2 separate regions of the Homo sapiens genome follow, and region 1 is linked to region 2. Evidence: chromatin loops called from intact Hi-C (ENCODE). Cell type or tissue: psoas muscle. All regions are shown on one strand. Each heading gives the region's core, and the rest is flanking DNA. Links, peaks and the distances in the headings are about the cores only. Region 1 has its middle 27 kb from the start of LINC01095. Region 2 overlaps TTC29 (tetratricopeptide repeat domain 29).

Evidence for each region. Peaks named below come from ENCODE experiments on the same cell type or tissue, not always from the same donor. Only the 100,000 strongest peaks of a DNase experiment are listed, where the experiment ranks them.
Region 1: a loop joins it to region 2, with 8 times the contacts of the local background. A loop is called at or near these places in 25 of 110 quality-filtered maps.

What each region holds. Positions count from the first base shown.
Region 1 is chr4:146,090,270-146,098,679 of GRCh38, forward strand. No RefSeq gene overlaps it. Among named protein-coding and RNA genes, the nearest start is that of LINC01095, 27 kb to the right of the region's middle. In psoas muscle, for the core only: a CTCF peak has its summit at 5,036 (motif pointing right); no DNase peak of the experiment used is centred there.
Region 2 is chr4:146,913,023-146,921,432 of GRCh38, forward strand. All of the region lies in intron 4 of TTC29 (tetratricopeptide repeat domain 29), which reads right to left. Among named protein-coding and RNA genes, the nearest start is that of TTC29-AS1, 17 kb to the right of the region's middle. In psoas muscle, for the core only: a CTCF peak has its summit at 3,649; no DNase peak of the experiment used is centred there.

The DNA of each region.
Region 1 (8,410 bases), core at 180-8,179, 820 kb before region 2:
ATTCAACAGCGCTCATGTAAAGCATGTGGCACCCAGCATACAAAACAATGCTAGTTCCCTTTCTTACATCAAGTACTGTTTAGTAACATTGATTTAAACTCCATGTCTTTGTCTAAACTAAAAGAAAGCTCTGAGTGGTTGTAATGAGACAGAATAATTTTCCTGTTTCCCTTATTGTGACCTTTCTTTCTTTTTTTTTTAACCCCTACCTTGTCTCAGGTATTTAAATGTGTGTGTGCATGCACAAACACATAAGCAGTACTTCACAAGTGCTTTAGAGCAGAGGCTAAACTTTTGGAGGTTGGGAAAATGGTCTCTTTAATGTCATGTAAGTGTGAAGCATCTTTTCACTTACAGGCTTAAAAGAACTATATTGTAGCAAAACTAGAAATCAGTTAAAGTTTTTGTGTTGAGACAGTACTTGCTGATTGAATTCTCATGGTGTATGTGTTCTTTTTCTTTTTCTTTCTTTCTTTTTTTGAGCTGGAGTCTTGCTATGTTGCCCAGGCTGATCTCAAACTCCTGAACTCAGTCAATGCTGCTTCAGCTTCCTGAGTAGCTTATTACAGGTATGTACTACTGCACCTGGCTGTATTTATTTTTATGTAGTCTTTCATAACAATATAATGAGGACAGTTTTGTGTGGTCAGTTTTAAATTATCCTTGCTGTGGAGACATCAGAAAGCTCAGGAAAATCCAGAAACTTCATCTGAATCAATTGTTCTCATTTTTTTAAACTGCCACTTGAACTATTAGCAGAAAAGATCATCAATTCAAGTATCTACCCCTTTTTGTTCTTTTTTTCATGCTAGAGAATTTGTTAAAGAAAGGTTCAAAAGTCACAACATTAGCAGCAATAAAGGTAAAAAATAAAAATAAAAGGCTGAGCCTGATGGTTCACACTGGTAATCCCAGCACTTTGGGAGGCCAAGGAAGGCGGATCACCTGAGGTCGGGAGCTCAAGACCAGCCTGACCAACATTGGAGAAACCCCGTCTCTACTAAAAATATAAAATTAGCCAGGTATGGTAGCGCATGCCTGTAATCCCAGCTACTCAGGAGGCTGAGGCAGGGGAATCTGCCTCTAGGGAGGCAGAGGTTGCGGTGAGTCAAAATTGCTCCATTGCACTCCAGCCTGGGCAACAAGAGAGAAACTCTGTCTCAAAAAGTAAATAAATAAATAAATAAAATAATAATGATAAAATAAAAATAAAAAATAAAAAAGTCTCCGCTACTTTGGGGACAAAATGCTAACTGAAAATCAAGCTGATCAAATTGGTTGCTTTCAATTTTATGCTGTCTCTAGACTGAAGCTCAGAGCTTCTTATAACTAAGGAGGAGAGGAGAAAGATATGTAGAGAGCAGGCAGAAAAGAGTCTAAATAACCAAGGACTGCTATGCAGGTTGTGCACTGCACAACTCCAGAAAGCACGATTTACATGGACAACTATGTATGCATGCAATGGCCCTGAAAGGAGGTATCAAAGTAAAGAACAGAAAAGGCCGTAGTTGCACAGAAGAGTTCCTAGTCTCTGAAATTTCCCACAATCTAACTTTATGAGTGAAGCCCATTCTCATTTAACTACACAAGTAAGTGATGGATTTTGGAGAATCAAAGTCCATAGTATAGATAATACATAGGATTTTTCAGTGGGATACCTCTCAATAACATGGAAATAAAGGGAATGAAACTAACAAGGACCAACATGTAATAAATAAGGTTATCGATCTGCAGAAGTTCCCTAAAAGATTAAAACTGAGTAACAAATAGACATAATAAACAGTCAAATCTCATTTAAAACATAAATCAATATATATGTTGTGCAGTTTCCTGTATTTAAAAAGGTAAGAAACAGCAATGCTAATTAGGATGAACATATGTACTTAATTAAACATCCCACTTTCCATTAGTGAACACACAAGAGGAGCACAGTTTATGCAGTTTTCACAGGTTTGAGAATGAGCTTACTAACCATGTATAGGAGAAAAATAAGTACTGCACAGTTTTGAAGAGCATTCTGCATTTCATTGCTTTGGTTAAAAGTGTAAGGTGGGTAAACACCTAAAGGTCCTTCTATTTATGTGTGAAATCAAGGGTAGGTTCATGAGTTCTTTTTCGTTTTAAAGGTCTGTGATTTTATTAGCAATGATGGGTGATATACAAGAAAGAGGAGCAGAAAGAAATCATCCCTTTCCATGGACAAGTGCTTTCTTTTATCATTGTATCTCTGTGTGAATAAATTCTATAATTATTGTAAAGCAATATACACTATTCTAAATGCTTTTCTTTGGATCTGCATAGAGTGCCTTTGATGTAAGCAAGGCTGGGCAGTTGTTTAAAAAAGTGGTTTGGAGATCAAGTTCTTGACCTAATATGGACAAGGTCTATTTTCGACTCTTTCATTTGAAACTAGCAACAGCAGATTAAAAACAACTTTATACTGCAAATTCAAAGTAGAAATGTCTTTTTGACCAACATCTAATTTCTTGCTCTTTGTGATCCAAATTTGGTAAGCTTTGGGGAGTTGAATATTAAGATTATATTTCTACCTTGTGCAGAAGAGTAATTCTAGTCCATCAAATGAAATTGTAAGCGTCCAGTGAGGCCCAAGACTTGTTTTCATGGCACATTGATGGCTACTGGCTTGTGACCTATTAGTAGGTCAAGTTCATTGTCAGTAACCACCATATTATCCTAACCTCTTCTGCTGACCACAAAGAAAATGAACCAGAAGATAAGGCTCTTTCTTGGATCACTAATATTTTCCATTTGGGTACATTTATATCTTTCCTAATGTAGCAAAGTAGCATTAAGCGTAGCAATTTCAAGAGGTAAAGCAGAGGTGTTAGAGAAGCCAGATGGCTGCCAACAGAGGTCTAGCTCAATGGTAGTGTCCTGTCCCAAGTCTGTACTCAGATTTTCAGGTCTAGAATTGGTTCTGTTTGCACATCCAAATTTGACTGGGCTGAGAGATAACAGCAAATAACTAAACTTACAAAGGATTGATGTAAAAACTGGTATGCCAATTCCGTAGTTATAGTGGTAAATATTACTATGAACAGATTACTTATACCCCATATTCAGGGACTTCTTTTTTAAAGAATCTTGGTTTTTGGGAAGTTGAGTGAATTTCACAAAGATACCTGCTCTATCAGCCGTGATGAAACAGCACTGTGACAGAGAAAACCCACATAGTATTTCAAACAGGGAATTTTTACTATAAAAAAGAGAAAAATCAATCAAAAGAGAAAAATCAATCAAAAAGGAGAGAAAAACCACACAGTAATTCAAACAGGGAATGTTTAATATAAAGAATTATTAACTATAATAGAGAATTCGGATAATAATGGATTGACTAGTAAGAAATATAAATTACTCTACAGAATACAAGGATAGCAGATATAAGATTACTCCTAGGGCTGAGATAAAAGCCCTCAGCAAGAAACAGATCTTATTGCAGAGAGTGCAGCTGTGGCTCAAGGATGGCTGACAAGCCACTGAAATGCCTCACCAGTAGAACTTGCTGGAAACCCACCTTCTTGGGTGTCAAGGAAGCTATTCACAGGGTGGTGCCATGTTTTGGAATTTACTCCAGTGTCAAGCAGGAGGTGGTGGAGGAAGCTGCTGGCCACTGGGTGCTGGTGACTGCTACTTGCTGCAGGAACCTGGCAGTGGAGAAGCCCCACACGTAGAAGGAACCTAGAGAAGAGAACAGACCAGAATCAGAAAGATATACCCCTTCCTCCTCTTCTGTCTTTCTTGCACCCTCCACTGACAAACAGAGCATCATGCCAGATACCAAAGGAGAAATATTTACAGGGTCCAGCTCCATCCTCACAGAGTAGGTAATAAGGGATGGATTTGAAGTTGAGAGGCAAGAAATTGGTAACTGGCACAGTTGCTAAGTCAGCATGACATTCATTCAAAGAAAGGTAGACAGTCTTGAAAAACATATCATTCAAGCCAGGGAAAATGTAATGAATCTCCTTGTCCAAAAACAGAGCATACTTCTTTGTTTAAGGAAAACGTCTATGGGTTCTAGACCCATAACCCTTGGGTAGTTCTGGATAAACATAAATTCTTGTCCTGTTTTCCAAGTTCTGCTACAACCAACTTATTGCTGTTTGGGCAGGGTATTATACAATCAACATGATTTTAATTTTCTTAGATTTTTAAAATCACTTTCATGGCCTGTCTCCCTCACATTATAAACCTTACTGCTTTGGTGAATCTTGAAAGTTTCCTTTTGTCTTCAGCTGTGTATTACAATTTTGGGTACACCTACAGCTGCAGGTGGCTAACTCTTCGAGGCTGGAGATGACCTTCATTCAAAGTTACAAAATATCTCTCATGATAGCCTCCATCATGGCTATAGAGAGCTCTAATTCTCTCCAACATGACCTCAGAGAGACAAGATGCATTTAACTTTTTAGGCCAATAGTGTTTGATTTCATGAATTACTAAAAAACTTAGGAACAGCCTTTTTTATTACCCAGAAATAAGATTTGCAAAGGGGAATTAATAAAGTAAAAGGAATACTTATCCAGAGAGTATTTACTAGCAGTGTAACTTGAGGCATCTTTGTCCCTTGTTGCACAAATGCAAAATGTGTGTACTAAGAGCAACAATTTTGATAGGCCATTGTGAAAATCAATTCAGTTAATAGATGTTAAAGTGCTTAAGTCAGCACCTGGTACACAGTTAGTACTCATAAGTGATACATATGATCTGACATGAAAACCAAGAAATTTCTTAGATTTCTGGCAGAAATTTATCCAACTTGAGAGAAAAAGATCAGCAAGAATGAAGAATTTTAATACATTTTTGAAATAAGAAAAGGTATTGTACCCTTTGGTAGTAGAAAAAAATCTGCTTCCATTGACTATAGTCAGATATACTCTATTTATTAAGCATAATGGGAACTTGTGAGAATGTAGAAGATCTGTCCATTTAGGGCCCAAAAAACTTCAGGAAACAGTCTCCAATGGGTTTATGATGGATTGGGATGCAAATTCAGTGTCACTAGATGGCGCTGTAGAGCAATTAAGCTTGGTTGCTTGTTAAAGGTGATTTTAAACACTATTCTAAAATTGGGTTATTTTCATATGAACATTTTGCACAAGCATAGGTAGTTATGTGAGCCAAAAATAGTGTGCCTATGTTCACCAGGGTTTTTAACCCACAAACAGCTGGTGTGGCAAGTATGAGAGACCTTGAGAACAAATGACCAGGAGGAATAGTAGACTTACGGGAAGATAACTGAACACAAACCAAGCTAAGATTCAGTAGCTGACTGGGATCACTAAATGGTGACAGAGAAACTGTGGTCCGAGGTCATCTTTTCAAAGTTAAGGCTAGCATCGGTAAAATGAAATTGTGAGCTAAATACTGCAAAAATAGAGCATTAAAATACTATAGCTTGATATCTTTATTTATATCTGAGGTTCTGATAGCATACCTGATGTTTTACTGTCTAGTTCACAAAAACAAGACTAAGTTGAAATTATATGTTTTCAAGTCTTATTTTGGATTAGTATTTTCACTTTCTAAAGGGCATGTTTTAAGGGATCCACACTATTATATAAAAAATTGTGTTTGGGATTTGGTAGAACTTTTTTTTGGAAATAGTGAGGAGAGAGGCATGAAGCAAAGAAAGAAGTTGGTTTTATATACAGATGTTAAGGAAGGTTATAAAAAAAGAAGAGAAGGTGCAGGCCACATTCAGACATTTGACTCACATTATAGTGCAGTAAAACTAGTTGATTCAGTTCATTGCCTTCAATCTCCTCAATCAGTACAGCCTTGTCAATTTTTAAACCAGCCAGCAGAGAGCAAGAATGACTGGATGGCTGTGCTGCGATCCATTTATTGTACTACACAGAGCTATAGCTAGATTCCTACCAAGCCATAACATCACGAAGGAACAGATTGCACTTGACCTGTAGATGAATGGCTTTTGATGGGGACTTAGATGGAGATAAAGGAAGTCAGCTGCTATGGCTCTAGCATTAGAAATGGTGGGATATATAATATAATAGTATAGAAATGGTGGGAAAAGGAAACACTCTAACAGCCTTGGAATAAAGAAGAAATGGAGATAAGAGATTTACAAGGTTAAGAAATGAAGAGGAAATATAAAGGAACTTAAAAGGAAATTATTCCTTGGCTTCAGGAAATTAACTACTGATTCTTTCCTTGTAAGTTGGAGCCTTAAATAGTAAGAGATGTCTGTGGTGTGTAGAGAGGAACGTCTGTCTTATTGTGTGGTAACTCAGGATACTTGGCGTTCAAAGGTATAACATTTCAGTAATCTGGACCTTGGAATCCCCACTGGTTTTAGTGTTGTAATCTTCAGTCTCTACAAAGTTGACCTCAACTGAGTCACTGATACTTCATTAATGATTTTTCATTATCTTTAGATTATTAGACTTTAAGTTTGAGTTATAGGATTCCTATTTCAGGCATCTTCTTAAAATTAACTAAGGGCAAATGTGTATAATTCTTAGGTATTGCCTCTAAAGTCAAGGTTCAGGTGATAATTCAGTTAAAAAGTCAGTTCCTGAGTATAATGATACAGAGAAAATGTTATTTCTGTTGCAGCTGGTATGAGAATCCCATCTGAGGAGGGTTTTGCTAAGCCCATGAGACACTTACAAAAAATTAGGCTACACCCTGAGAAAGAAGTGGACCACACATCCCAGTGCCTCCCCATGGTGACAAGGGATTGGGGGTGGGAGCTGGGGGTGCTTCGGGAAGGTGCTAGACAGAGAGAATGAAATGCTGGTGAGAGGGTAGAAAGGGACCCCTCCTGGGGCCAGTCAGATCTACACACGTGATTCCCAACACATGATAGGCTTAATGTGAGTATATCCTTTGGGAAAACCCTGAAGGGGCTGAGTCTTGAACCCAGCGAGCATGTTTGAATTTAGGGGGAAAGGCCATCATGAGAAATATGATGTTGGTAATTTTAACTTTTCTTTAGTGCAGTCATTTAAAGCTGACAACAGGTCACCTAGCTGGAGAGCGGCAGATTTGCCACCCCACACTCACCCCGGCAGAGTGGAAAAGCAACTCTTGAACAATGAAATGAGTGAATGTGGAGATGAGTGAGGCCTTCCCGCCTCCACAACTCACCTTCTGTATCTATATGCCCCCCTGATGGCCCCTTATAGCTGGGCCCTCCCTGCCTCCAAAGGGTTAGATGAACTGAGTAACTGATAAATTACCCCCTCAGCTGTCTTCTCTGTGAGATGAGGAACTAATAGGATCTCTCCCGTGAGTTGTGGTGGTAATTCACATAAAGCCCTTAAACTATTACTGGTCATATGTGATGGAATATAGAATATATGTTAGTTCTTATCATTAAAAAATGACCTATTCTAATACTCTGTGCAGTAGTAACAGATGAAAGAAACATGACTCTCAATTTTTAAATTTTCCTCAGCCTTTGCTTCATGACTGTGCAAAAACACCAACTCTGGGACTTTTAAAAGACTTGGTACCCTAATGTCGAGAGAGGCCCAGAGGTCCTACTGCTGTGCAGTCCACCCTCCAGCAACAGAAACTCTGGCCGAATGCCAGGGATTAAAATATTCCAAGGAAGACAAAGACTAGAGCCAAAGCAGAAAGAAATCAAGATAAGAAAAATAATCCCTTGAGTGACACACAGTTATAATTAAATAACACAGAACTAAAGCCAAGCATTTTTTGTTATGCCCTCTATGAGTAATACTTGTGCTTTGAAACTTTTAAAATATTTAAGGCAAGAAGAAATGAAATGCATGGCAACCAGTTAAGGTCATACATTTAGGACAAAAATAATAAAATATTAAAATGAAAGAAATAAATGTTCTAACTGAAATACTGAGATTCTGTGGAGATGAATTATTCAAAGTAGGAAACACATGTGACCTCCAATCTATTATATAACGGGAGAAATGGTGGTAAAGTTCAAGTGTAGAGCAATGCCAAGAGATGAGAAAATGATGGCAGGTAATGCTTAACAATATTCTAAAATTATGCTTAGATTTAAGGAAAGAGACTTCAAAGAAAGAAGAGGCAAGTTTGGCTAGTATAAAATGGAGTCTGGGGGCTTGAAAATGGTATTTTTCAGTCAGAACACCTAAGTAGTCAGGATAGACTAAATTATGCTGTAGTAACAAATAACTCTAAGCCTCAATGGCTTCAAACAGCACAGTTTTACTTCTTGCTCACAATAGATGTCTATTATGAGTTAGCAAAGATCTCTGTTCATCAGTCACTTAGGAGTAGGATTTCTGATGGTACAGCCACCATCTTGAACTTTGCCAGTCTCTGTTCTAGAGGGAAGTGTGAGCCCAGGGTTTCAGATCATATAAAATACTAATGTCCAGAAATGACTCATGTTAGTTTTGCTCAAACTCCCTGTCCA
Region 2 (8,410 bases), core at 65-8,064:
GTTCAGATAACTGGAGTTTCAGGAGCCTGAGGGGACCTCCACGTGTTACCCTAGAAGGCAGTTTGGGGGGTGACATAGGAGGCCTGAGAGGACAAGGGGTTGTAATCTTGCTCACACAAGCAATGCCACCTTTGTATGTGTATGCACTGGCGGCCAGCCGATCTTCCTAGGAGTGAAGAAAACATTTGGGGGCCAAAATGAAGAAAATTATAAATAGATAAAAATTAAAATTGACCATAAATGATACAAATAAATGCTAGATAGGGCAGTTAGAAGGCTGTCTCAGTTCTAATCACAACAGGGTCAGAAATCCAGAAAAATCACTCTGGGCCTCATTTTCCCCACCTGGAAGATGAAGGTGCTTTTGCTGGATTTGGTCCACCCAGCATCTAGCTCCACGTCCACAGGAGGCACATTCTAAAAGTATTTCAGAAATAACCAATCCCACGTTGTGTGTAGTCTTGGTGGCATGGAAATTCAGGGACTCCCTAGCCAAGGAGTGGGTTATTGACCCAAATTAGGCCAACTGGTCTCTCTCCCAAAATTCTGAAACCAGAGGCAAGCAACATAAAGGTGTAGGAGGTTGCTGGTGCTCAATCAATCTGGAAGAATCTTGACAAGATTCTCTCGTAGTTCCTGCTAACTACGTCCATTTGAGAGGGCTGGGTCTGGTCTTTTTCTTCTGATCTGGGTTCTCCTCTAAATTCCACCATAACCTTTCAATAAAATCATTTCCACTTGATTTAGTCAGAATCCATTTCTGCTGTCTGTGACCAAAGAACACTAAGTGATTCAGAAGGGGTTGGACAATCATTTCCACAATGCCTTTCAGCTTCAAACATCTGTGATATATAACTGATATCAATTTTTAAAATTTCTAGTACATTTTTAAAAAAGATCATTCTTTACAGATGATGTTACAAATAGAAATGTATTTAAATATGCATATAGAACTATGCTGGTATCATCTCTATTTTTTACACACATGCGCACATACCTATGCATACAAATATGCTACTGTTTAAGCCTCATTGCTAATATTTGAGAGCAAGAAAAGACAATTATAGTGGTTTAATAAATAGGTTCCTATCTAAACCTTCATAGTTATTGCAAATTATTTCTTTTAACCAGAAAATCTTCTTTTATTAAAATAAATCGGCTATCTAAAAAAAAGGAATGTCAATCTCTACCATTAGATTTGAATTTCTCAGGTTTTAAATTTCATAACAGAGAACCATAGCCCAAGTTCACTTGCTGTATGAAAGAGAATTGTTTTAAACACAAATAGAAATATAAACAAAACTCAGATTTATTCGCTTAATCATTATTTCATTTGGCCATAAACTTTTTAGGCTTTGGTTTCATTTACACATTAAAAAACTTTTATGAATATTAGTCTAAATTAACAGATGCTGTTTTTAAGCATCAGAAAAAGAAAAATCTTCTTGAACTGATGCCATGATACTGGATGAAAATAGAGAATGCTGGTAAAATTTATGGAGAGATTTAATATTAGGAAATATGAGGAGAGTTCATCTGACAGGAAAAAAACGTGCCATTCACAGAAGCAAAAGTTGTCACATTCGTGGACATGCTGAATGTATCCTGAGGAAGATCTTTGCCACTGCAGATACTTGGGGCTGCAACGAGATAAGGGATGCAGCTTGAGAATGCATTTGAGAATGAAATTAAGTAGTCAAGCATTTCATATGGGTTTTATTGCCATTTAAGGGCATTATTCATTCAATGGAGATGTTGTTAATTGTTTTGAATTCACATCAACATCTCCCTAAAAAAATGCAGAGATTTAAAAAATCTAGAGACTGACAGAAAGCAGAGCTGAACAATATGGCATAACTCCACAGCAGGTGAATATATAGAGATGCTGGGAAATGGAGAATTTACTGCTAAACAGCCATGGAGATATTATAGTGTTTTAAAATTCTGCCTTAAACTATTTTGAATAGCTACTATTTATAGAACACCCACAATGTGTCAGGCACTGTGTAGACATCATTTCTAACTGGCACAATAACTGTATAAAGAACTACTTCAATTTTTACAAATTAAAAAACCTGTCTTCAGTGAGGTTGTGAATTGCCCAAAGCCATACAAGTTATTAATAGTAAATGGCAGAGTTGGAATTCACACCCAGCTCCCTCTGGTTGCAAATTCTGAATTCTTCCCATTTCCCTACATTGCCTCCTATTATATCATGTATTGTTGCTTTTTCTTCTTCTCCTCCTCCACACAATGTTTTATTTATTGCATTGATTAGGAATTTGATGTTATTTGACAATTATGATGCAATCTTTCAATTGGTAAGCCATTCTCTTTATCCATGGCAATCCATGTTTAGGTTGGGTTGGAGACAGAGATCAGTATCATTTTGTGACTCCCCCAGAAAATCCTTCTCTTTAAAAGGAGAGAGCAGACAGCCAGCAGCATCCAGGAAGAGCAAATTAAATGGATATGGTTCCCACTCAAGGGTGTAAACTCTAACGGGAAAAACACTGACAAAGACAAACATTTAAAAGGATAAAAAGCATATACTTCTATAAATATAAAAAAGATGAATAGATGCAATGAATAGAAATTACAATTTATTTTACTTTCTCTGCACCTAAACTAATAAATCTAACAAGTAATATAAAACCACCTAAGTAGGTCTTTGTATAAGTTATTAGGTGAATTTTTAAAATCAAAGGCATTATTGTATATTCAATTATATGACTGATATATTTAACATATTTTTTTCATAGGATAAACTGAATTATGGAATCAAGATGAAGCTTTACAGTCAGTGAAATATTTCAAAAGCGGTTCAATAAAAAAACCGTACTTTAAAACAAGATCATAAAATTTTCATTTAATCTGACAAAGATAAAATCAAAAGATATGTAACATCTAATCAAAAGTCAGGATAATACTTTTATTTCATTAAGTTAATATTTATAAGTCACGAGTGGGTTATCCATGTGTCAGTTATAACAGTTTTACATTCATATGGTAGGGATAAATGTTACTGGAATCACCTACGGGATAATTACATTGACTTAAATTAATACTTAAATAGCTTCAGTTAATATAATTTCCTTGGAATAAAGTGAATCACTATTCTTACCTATCTTTTTCGGTGTAGATAGATATTATGTATATCGTAATCAGAATTTAAAAAGTCATTTCTTGACATACACCTACTAACTGATAAAAATTATATGAGTTGTTTATGTTTTATAGTTTTTGGTAAAAATGCTATTTTTTCCCAAAAGCTAAAATAACAATATAGCATTTTCCTAGCCATATAAATGTATAAAGAGAGAGAAGTTAAAAAGACAAAAAATTTGAGAGTGTTTAAAATGACTTTTTACTTTAAAGCCATATAGAATTATAATGAAAACTGAAAGCATTTTTCTTAATGCTTAGGTTGTTCACAATTATTAGTCATAGTATTGATTAGCAATGATTAAGAATTGGGCTACCAACAGCCATATATGTATTTTGTAAGAAAGATTAGTGAGTTAAGATTTTTAGAATTCTTAATTTATTTTCCATGCACTTCAAAATATAGCAAGAAAGAAGTTTCAATATAAAAAGGTCTTTAAATTTACATGATTTCCAATGAGTTGACTGGTCTCTGGGGGCATCTACTGGAAATTTAGCAAACTGCAGTTACATCATGTAAATTTGGTAACTTTCACTATCCATCCTAATACAGATATTATTTTAATTGATATGCAAATAAGTTGACAAAGAAGATAAATGTAAAGTTATGCATGGTATTCTATCTCATCCATCTGGTAACAGCAAAACATGTAGCTGTCTATGAGATCAGTTAACAAATATTCAACTGTTAAAAATGTAAATAGGGCAGGTGGCATACCATAGATTAACAGTTTTCAAAGCATCCAATTCTTATTTTTGGAAAAATTAGAAAAATATTTTATACTTAAACATTCACATATTTAATGAGAAATTTTTATTAATCCAAATAAAATATATATATAAAGCACTTTTAAATTATGATGGATTCTCTAAAACAAATCATTTTGTATCTCATACATCCACCAATCATAAATAATATGACTACTGCTTATTTTCTATATGATTTAATTTAATTATTACATGTTAACATCTCAAAAAGTAGAATTTATTATACTTGGATCAGAAGAATTTTTCATTATAGTCATTACAACTAGAATTCATCATTAAAATGAACATTGTTATTAATGTCCTCTAAACATTTCAGAACCTCCTTAAAGAATATTGAACATATAATGAACACAATACAATCATTTCAATGTATTATAATTTAACATATTTTAATTAAAAAGCTCTTTTTATAATATTATGTTATGACTAATCATATAATTTAAATATCACAGCCATTATAATGATCTTGATTTTTTTGCAGAATTTATAGACCATATTCACTTTGAGAGATTAAAAATATAATTTGAAAGTATAAATATTGTGATATGCTTATATTTTACCATTATATATTTTATATATTGCTGTAAAATTTATATAATTTATATGTAATTTTTATAAAATGCAATTAGATATTATATACATTATATATTATTTATAATATATAATTAGATATTATATAAATTATATATTATATATTTATATAAAATTATGCATTATATAAATTTTATATTATATTACTTATATTAAATTATATGATACACAATTTATATAAAATTATATATAAAAATTATATAAAATTCTCCTTGTAAAGAGTCACATAACATTTTAGCTTCATTCCAAAGAGATTGTCTAATGCAATATATTAATTTATAATTTTTCTAAAAATTTCTTAGAATTGCTATCCAAATAAATGATTTCATCTTTTATTATATGAACTGAAAAAATTAAGCAATATAAAAATATTACCAAAAAGTCAGAATATAAATATTAATATAGCATTCTGTTTCAGTTTTGATTTAGACTCAATTTAGGTAGATAGGCCAATTTAACAATTTTAAATACATAAATAAAATCTGCCCCCCAGAACATTTTATGGAATAGAATTTTTATGTGATTATCAAAACAGTTACGCGTTTACTAATTTGAACTTTAGACGAAACTGTTACATATGCAAGTTTTGCTTTGTATTTTTGGATTTTTTATCTATTAATAATAAAGAAAAGCATAGTCAGAATTTCAACATTTTAAAAGTATATATACAAATTGAAAAATGCTATTTTGAAAAAACTAACCTAAGTTCAACCTTTATTTTTTAAGAAAAAAACTAGTAATAATTAAGGAATAAAGTTTATCCTCTGGCATTTTGTAAATAGTACTATCACTAATATAACTCAACGAATAATAAAAATATCTAAAAATTTGATCAGTAAAGATTCTCTCAATAGCCTGATAAGAATTCATTTCAACATGGGTGATTATATTTTAGAAGTTATGAAATATTTGTGTAGAATGGGACAGAAATTATTTCACAGATTCTATTTTGATAGAACTGATGTTTTGCATTAAAGGCAGTCACTTTTTGTGAGATCAACAAATGTTTATAAACCAAACTATATTTTCATTGATGATTATTAACAAATATCAGAGGAAAGCATGCTTATTTAGCAAATAGTACAGGACTATAATCTTTACAATAACTTTAGATAATTTCCTTAATAACATAAAGGCATTTTTTATGTGCCCACTTGCTCAAAGTTATTTATTCAAGTGATTCCCATTTAATCAAATATTTCAAGTACAGTAATTGTTATCAACCAGGAATGGATAAACTATTCATCAGACAATAGAAAGTATTACCAAAATAGTTACCCACGGTAGCTGTCGCACAGCACTTCAGCATCATTCATTTTCTTTATCGAAAAACCTCAAACATACACATTTTTAAGACTTAAAAAAATACTGTTTGTTTTAGAAACATTTGTTGATCTCACAAAAAGTAACTGCCTTTAATGAAAACTTCTCTAGTAGTCTGGTAAAAAAGGATTGGAAGAAAAGCTCCTTATATGAGGTTAATTACATATGCAATTTTGATAAAAGTCTTATTACTTCCAAACTCCTTTGAGAAATTCAAACTTTATACAAAATAATTTGTGTAGAAAAATTTTAAGCCAAAGATTCCACATGGAAAGATATTAAATGAGTGTTAAAGGAGAATTTTTCAGGGACAGTATTTTCAAGCCAGGATTACAACACGACTCCAAACACCTTTGGCTAACTGCAGCAAATCATATGGATTCTTGTTCTTTTCTTTCAGATTACACTGTACTTCTCTACTATAGAAAAACCAGTTAAACCTAAGCTGAAAAATAAACCCTGGAAATAATCTTAGCTTTTAAATTGAGTTATAATGATACAAAATAAATTCAAATAAGTAATACAATTCTGGTGTATTATGTGTCCTAATATAACAAGAAGAAACATGAGGAAAAGAGGAGGGAAACAAAAAATGAGCTTCATATCACAGGACTACAAAGAGTGGACTAAATATACATGTAAATATCATCATACTCACTCATCAAATGATCATTTTTGTCTAAATTTGTATTTATAATTTCTATTAACAAAAAACTCCATAGAATATGATATTCACTCTGTTGTGTTCTTCTTTTTAAAACCACCCATCTTCACACTGACACTCTGTTTTTTGAAACATAATTCTATGATACCCTCCACATTTTTTGAAATTTTATTGTTTGGAAAACTTTTTCTCAAATAACATCATTTAAAATTTTCTTTTAGTTTTCTACACAGCATTATAAATAAAAGAACTATCAACTTCCCATATACATTCAGGGAAATATCAAACTTTTATTAAAAATGAAAAGCTGGAGAATATAAAGAACAAACTTAGTAAAAACAAGTTGCATTATAAAGAAAACTTCAGCTCACTGCATTTTTTTTTACTAAAGTATGTCATACATTTTATCTTTGCAAGAATTTGACAAGTTTTGCAAGTAAAATTCTGTTTCCTCTACACTTGCTAATAGTCATGAGAATCTGTAGTTTGCACCTTCCCATTAAAAATGTATTGTATTTTTTGAAATTATTCACCCCGCCTTTTATCCAGATCATGTCTTTGAAAGGAGGAAGTAGATAATAAATGGAATAATTCATGATTCCCCATTAAATATGAAACTTTCTTTTGCAGAGTTTAGAAAATGAAGTTCTACATAATGTACAAAAGTTGATTAGAACTTTTTTAACCTTTTCAAGAAAAAACCTTTCATACTAAACAACTACATGAGGAGCTTTCTCTGAGAAAGGTAAAACAATCAATTCTTTACACCTATAGGTTCGTCATATATATTCTAATGTTGCCCCCTCTAAACATATATTTCCCTATAATACTTTAAACATATTAAAAATAATGGCAAGAAAAATAGTATACATTGAGTTGTAAACATGACAAGTTTTTAAGAGAAATATAACGTTTAAAATACAAAGGGAAAAAAATCACATAAATTAAAAATGAAAACAAAACATTATTCATGCTCTTTTCAGTAATGTAATGGAAGATAGTGTAGGGGTAAATAACAAAAACTGCATGTGTATTTCTCTTACTATGGCATGTCTTCTAGTGAAGTAATGATATTTTGTCATGAGAAAAAAGTATATACACTTATAAAACTTATCTTTTACAAATCAATCATTGGTACTCCATTAACTACACTCTCTTGAGCCCCTTTTTTGATAAAATTTTTAAAAAGAAACCAAATGATTCTTAAGATGACTCCAGTTCTATATTTTTAGATATAAATATTCTATATGTCTTGGGTGAGAAATCTGTATGTCTTGGGTGAGAAATTATATATATTCTATATGTCTTGGGTGAGAAATACCTTAAGAGAAATGTCAAGTTCTGACTACTTAAGAGCAGCAGTTGATCTCATTTCTTCTTTGGGTTTTTAAGTTTCTATTATAGAAATAGTTCCTCATTTGACTCAACATATTTTGATTTTCCCCTTATCTAAAAATAAAATTAGAATACATTTCCCTATCAAACTTGAATGCTTAAAAGATAACTACCGAACTGTAAGTCATGTAAATAAATCTTTCATATTATGTGCTCTTTAATTACCGTTGCAAAGTAAGTGTGCGCTGCGCACATGAACAGTGAAGCCAGGAGTTTTCACAGACTATATGTATATGATAAACTTCCAGAACATAATAAAATGCTTTGGCTAGAAAACATCTGTGTATATATAAAAGATCTTGTATATAAAGATCTTGTTTTCCTGAATATCATATTAATTTTATTGCACCTATCTAAACATTTAGAAAATTACTAGTTATAACTAAGAATATGGAATTAGTACATACAAAAGTATATCAATAAGAACATTGCAAGAACAAAAGAAAGTATTTGCAAGAAGATGAAATAAAAGAGCCTTGGATTTAAACTTTTTTAAAAAAGTAT